Linked DNA regions of Mus musculus: region 2 is linked to region 1. Evidence: chromatin contacts called from ENCODE POLR2A ChIA-PET data. All regions are on one chromosome and are shown on one strand. Each heading gives the region's core, a stretch centred on a gene start or an enhancer-like site at or near the end of the contact. The rest is flanking DNA. Distances are from core to core; before and after follow the strand shown.

Region 1 (2,652 bases), core at 115-2,614:
CAGCCCCTCAACAACAACAACAAGAACAAAAAACAAAACAAAAGATAAAACAAAACCAAACCTTTGTTTTTGAGACAGGTTATCAGTGTACTCAGGCTGGCTTTAAATTCATTATATAGCAAAAATAACCTTGATTTCCCAGCAGTGGTGGCGCACGCCTTTAATCCCAGCACTTGGGAGGCAGAGGCAGGTGGATTTCTGAGTTCAAGGCCAGCCTGGTCTATAGAGTGAGTTCCAGGACAACCAGAGCTACACAGAGAAACCCTGTCTCAAAAAACTGAAGTAAAAAAAAAAAAAAAAAAAAAAAAAAAAAAAGGAAGGAAGGAAGAAATAACCTGGATCCTCCTGCCTTCACCTCCTATGTCCTGGGATTGGTTACGTGTATAGGTTGTATGTATGGCTCTCTTGCCAGGGCATTCTGGGCAAAAGGCAAGTACTCCACCAACTAAGCCACATCCTGAGCTGGTTTGATTTTGAAACAGTCTCACACTGCAGCCCATGCGGGCCTTGAGCTCCTCCAAATAATCCTGCCTCAGTCGTCTAAGAGCTGAGATTATGAGCATGAACCACCATGTTTAGCTGCTGCTTCTTCCTTTTCGTTTTCTTCTTCTTCTCCTTCTTCTTTTGTACTATTTAGTAAACTGAAGCTGGAGAGATAGATGGTTCCGTGGTTAAGAGTGCAATCTTCTGGCAGATCCAGCATCCACAATGGTAAGCCCTCAATTGCCTGTAACTTCAGCTCCAGAGGATCTGACTGGCCCCTTCTTCAGGCCTCATGAAAACCTGAACTGAAATGCACATACCCTTCTACAGAAACAAAAATAATTTAAGGTAAATCTAAAAAGAAAGGAAGATGATTCGGTAAATTTATACTTAATACAGATTAGTTAAAACACAACGGCGTCCGATTCTCCTTCCTCTATGTCTGTGCACCTGCCCCAAACATGAAATACTTTTGTGCAGAACAAAGAGGGAACCTTTCTTTGCTGGCGTTCGGAAGCAGGAGGGTATATATTTTCAAGTTTTGTTTGAAGAACCAGACTTCACAAAACCTCACTGGAGTCGTTTGCTCAATAGCGATACAATGTAAATAACTAACAATCCTTTAAAACAGCCAATATTAAATAAGCCACAAATTGTCTTCTGGTGAAGAGCAAGAGGAAGGTGTCATGGGAAAGGATAAAAAGACCTAGAGACTCAACAAACACGTGACAAGCTCCGAGCGCCTCGAGACCCGAACCAAGAGGCGCACCCACCGCTTCTCTAACTCTGGAAGGCGCAGGGGAAGCGGCTCACTGGCCCGAAGGGCCCGGTGTCGGGGGGCGGAGCCCATCAGAGGCTGGGAAGTGACGCAGGACGTGCGTGCGTCTGTGCGTGCGTGCTCGCTCACGGCGGCGGCGGCGGCGGAGCGGAGAGGCCAGAGCCGGAGACCGAGCTGGGATCGGGCCCCGGGCGGGGGCGGTGCGAGAGGCGCCGAGCGGATCCTGGGGGCGGGGACGGAGCCCGGGCGGGCGGGACTGGAGCAGAGCCCGGGAACGGGGCGGGAGGTCCCAGGGCCCCGGGTTGGGGGGTGGAACCGCACTTCGTCGCCGCGGGGGTGCCGGGACTCCGGCCGCAGTGCCGCCGCCATCACGGACTTCCTGTGGGACAAGCGCACGGGCCTCGCCGCCAGAACGGTGAGCGCGCGGGCTGGCGGACCTTGGGGCCGCGGAAAGATGGCTACCGCCAGACGGACGGCAACGGGATATGGAGAAATTAGGAGTGTCGGGCTCTCGAAGCAGCAGAGTAGCGAGATGAGAGGGAGGGAGGTCGACGTGTTTCGGTGTAGCAGCAAGACCTATAGTAAACTTGGAAAAGCCTTAGAAGTGATGAGGTAGACACCGGAGCGGTCCCAGTCGTGCAAAAGTTGGACCAAGGGTTTAATACGATCCGAAAAGTGTTAAGATGGCAGTGTAGAGGAAGAGTTTGAGGCTAGGAAATTATTCTAGCTTCTCTGAGTAAGCAAGGAAGAAACAGGGTTTAGAAGTTAAGAAAGTTAGGCTAGATATGCTTTTCTAGGAAAGAACGCAGTGGCTTTGTTGGTTGGTGTCCAAAGTGAGATTGCATTTATGTTAAGTTAATCAAGATAGGGTTACCTGGGAAAGCCTCGTGCTTGCATCTTCTTGGTTTCCTGTCAGCCACTTTAGGCCAGTGTACCATAGGCTCACTTTCCTTAAGAAGGTTGTGAGGAAGCGGCCGAGAATGGTGACCAGATGTTGGAGTCAAACCTACAGACCTCATGTCCTGGGCCAAGACTGCCCCCGAGGCTCATCGTATTGCTGGATATGACAGTGATTTTGCTCTGATTTTCCCCTTTGACCAAAACAGGACTCATGAACCCTAACTAGTCCAGTTTCATTTAATGGAGGCCCAGCTGCCGGCCAAGTATTACTGATACTAATTAAGAAGTACTTAGTAGGCTAGGGATATAGTTCAGTTGATATGGTGGGGGTCACTTAGCTTGCATGAAGCCCTGGGTTGATCTCCAGCCTTTGTAAGCCCCAGCCATCTGTAATTTTTGCACTTGGAACTGAACTAATATCAGAAAATATTCGTGGCCATCCTAGGCTACATATCAAAATCGACACCAGCTTAGGATATGTCAAGTGTGGT
Region 2 (2,652 bases), core at 58-2,557, 260 kb after region 1:
TGAAAAAACAAATAAGCAAAAAGTATCTTTTATTTCTTGTATTTGGTTTTTTTTTTTTTTTTTTTTTGGTTTTCGAGACAGGGTTTCTCTGTATAGCCCTGGCTGTCCTGGAACTCACTTTGTAGACCAGGCTGGCCTCGAACTCAGAAATCCACCTGCCTCTGCTGGGATTAAAAGGGTGCACCACCACACCCAGCTACTTTTTTTTTTTTTTTTTTAAGGGAATAAAGCGATAGTTTATTCTGGAGCTATTTTGATTGGTCACTTTCTTTAAGTTCCTGAATGGCCTTAAGCAGAGCTGTGGCAGGAAACTGTGGGCAAAGAAATATGGGTTTGGTATTATTATGCACTTATGGCCAGACTCCAACTTCTAATATCCCTTTCTCCTTCCTGTCTTTATTAACACAGATTTGTTTATGACCCTATTATCCCTTTGTGGCTTGTAGGCACCAGTTCTGTTTCTTTCCCCTACCTCCAAGGCCAACTCCTCCACTAGCCTGAGGTACACTGTCAGGTGGTTTACTGCCTGTAAGGAGTAACAATATATCTGTAGGTCCGAGGGGTGGCTGCATGTCTCTGTACCCTCTGGGGAAGCCCTACTCCCACCCCCCAAGTCTGTTGGTCCTTGGTGACTTGTAGAAACAGGCTTGCTCTAGCTCTTGTCTGGTAGCCCCCTGATGTACCACCAATAAATTGGCCTTTATTCCCATTTTAGCTTGTCTTTCCTCTTGGCTTTGCACTATATCCACTGGGACTTACTTTCTCTCCCTGGTTCTCTACTGTGGTCCACAGCTGTTGTGGTGGAGGATGCTAATGGCCCAGGTTCCCTGGAGCTACCACCTCACTCACTGTATGGTGGGGATGGGAGTGGTCTGGGCTGTCTGGGCTAGGGGGCTAGTCACGTCTTCAGCCAGGACTGGAAAGGAAATGCTAAACTCTGGGGGACATCTCCCCCCTTCCCCTCCCCGCCCAGCAGCTTCTGTTTCCTCTCTATCCCTTCCTGTCTTCCTGCTCTCTTTGGCTTGCCCACGTCGGTTTGGATTGGTCCAGAGTTTCTCTTAACTCCTTCCTTTCTTTTTTCTCTTTTGCTTATTTTTCCATCTTTTTTTCGCGCCGGGCACCTCCTCCTTCCCAGACAGTTGTTTGTATTGGGCTGGGAGAGTGGCCTGGCTTGCACAAATTGTGTGGGGAGGTGTCTCAGCCCCTCTGAGCCTGTGAGTCAGCACTGTCCTGGGGATTGGTCTCTCTCCTTAGTTCCCCGCCTCTGGGGAGGAGCCAGTAAGCTCTGGGTCCAGCCTGTACTCCTCAGCCAGTAGAGGTTTCCTAGCTGGGCTGTGCAAGGATGTGCTCTCAAACTGTCTAGGTCTGAGTTGGGAGAGCAGAGGTCACTTGTCCTTCGCCTCCCCAGGTCATCTGTTATCACCGGGCTGCCGAGGTCAGACTAGGCTAAGGGCCTGGGGATGCCCCCTGCCTGGCCCCCTTGCCTGAATTGGCAGGGGGGCCGGGCTGGGCAGCAGCCCCTCTTCTCACCCCAGCCATGGATCTTCTACCCCCCAAGCCGAAGTACAACCCACTTCGGAATGAGTCTCTGTCATCGCTGGAGGAGGGGGCTTCGGGGTCTACCCCTCCGGAGGAGCTACCTTCCCCATCAGCTTCATCCCTGGGACCCATTCTGCCTCCTCTGCCGGGGGACGATAGTCCGACTACCCTGTGTTCCTTCTTTCCCCGGATGAGCAACCTGAAGCTGGCCAATCCTGCTGGGGGGCGCCTGGGGCCTAAAGGGGAGCCAGGAAAGGCTGCTGAAGATGGGGAAGGGAGTGCAGGGGCAGCCCTTCGGGACTCAGGCCTCTTGCCCCTCCTCCAGGACATGAACAAGCTGAGTGGAGGCGGCGGGCGCAGGACTCGGGTAGAAGGGGGCCAGCTGGGGGGCGAGGAGTGGACCAGACACGGGAGCTTTGTCAATAAGCCCACACGAGGCTGGCTGCATCCCAACGACAAAGTCATGGGACCTGGGGTTTCCTACTTGGTTCGGGTGAGTGCATACCCCCCTCCCACTCCCTCCCGTCCAGTTCCTCTGCTCACTCCAGATTTGCCAGGGACTCCCTGCTCTTCCCCCAGCAACATCTGTGCCATTCTCTCAGTTCTTAGACCTGGTGCATTCCTTCTTCAGGTCTCTGCCCTTAATTTAGCCTGTGAATCTTCTGCCTTTCCTCCTTTGGTCCCAACCCCCCCCCCCACCCCCCCAGTTCACACAGTGCCCAAGCACATCTGAGGCTTTCTGTAAAAGTTGAATGAAAATGACTTCTTGATTATTCCCTCTAGACTCCTCCCTTTTCCAGAGATGTCACTCCATCCCACTCAATGTTTGCTACTCCTCTCGCAGTCCCCCCATGGTGCACGAAGTTCCTCTTTTGTGGTCTTTCTTCCCTTTTTCCCCTTTGCCATACACCTATGAAGTGGAAGCCCCAGGCAGTAGGAAGGCTACTTCAATCTACTTTCCTTAGGAAGTAAGGACTATATAAGGCAAAGCCCTAGAACCTTCTGCAAAGGGCTTGCAAGTGTGGGGTGGGGGATGGGGTCAGCTGATCCATTCTTCCCTCCTTCCCCTACAGTACATGGGCTGTGTGGAGGTCTTACAGTCAATGCGAGCCC

The links. ChIA-PET counts read pairs that join two places held with the same protein, here RNA polymerase II (POLR2A).
Region 2: POLR2A ChIA-PET joins it to region 1 with 10 read pairs in Patski. The contact joins the promoter of Shc1 here to the promoter of Clk2 in region 1. POLR2A ChIA-PET finds 5 or more read pairs at or near these places in 3 of 5 experiments (Patski and embryonic stem cell).

What each region holds. Positions count from the first base shown.
Region 1 is chr3:89,163,431-89,166,082 of GRCm38, forward strand. Clk2 (CDC-like kinase 2) reads left to right here and starts at 1,365. Exons shown (of 13, transcript NM_007712.4): 1 at 1,365-1,676. It overlaps Gm45927 (predicted gene, 45927), which reads left to right and starts at 1,365. Exons shown (of 19, transcript NM_001310017.1): 1 at 1,365-1,676.
Region 2 is chr3:89,420,314-89,422,965 of GRCm38, forward strand. It overlaps Shc1 (src homology 2 domain-containing transforming protein C1), which reads left to right and starts at 1,308. Exons shown (of 12, transcript NM_001113331.2): 1 at 1,308-2,032; 2 at 2,613-2,652. The coding sequence starts at 1,538.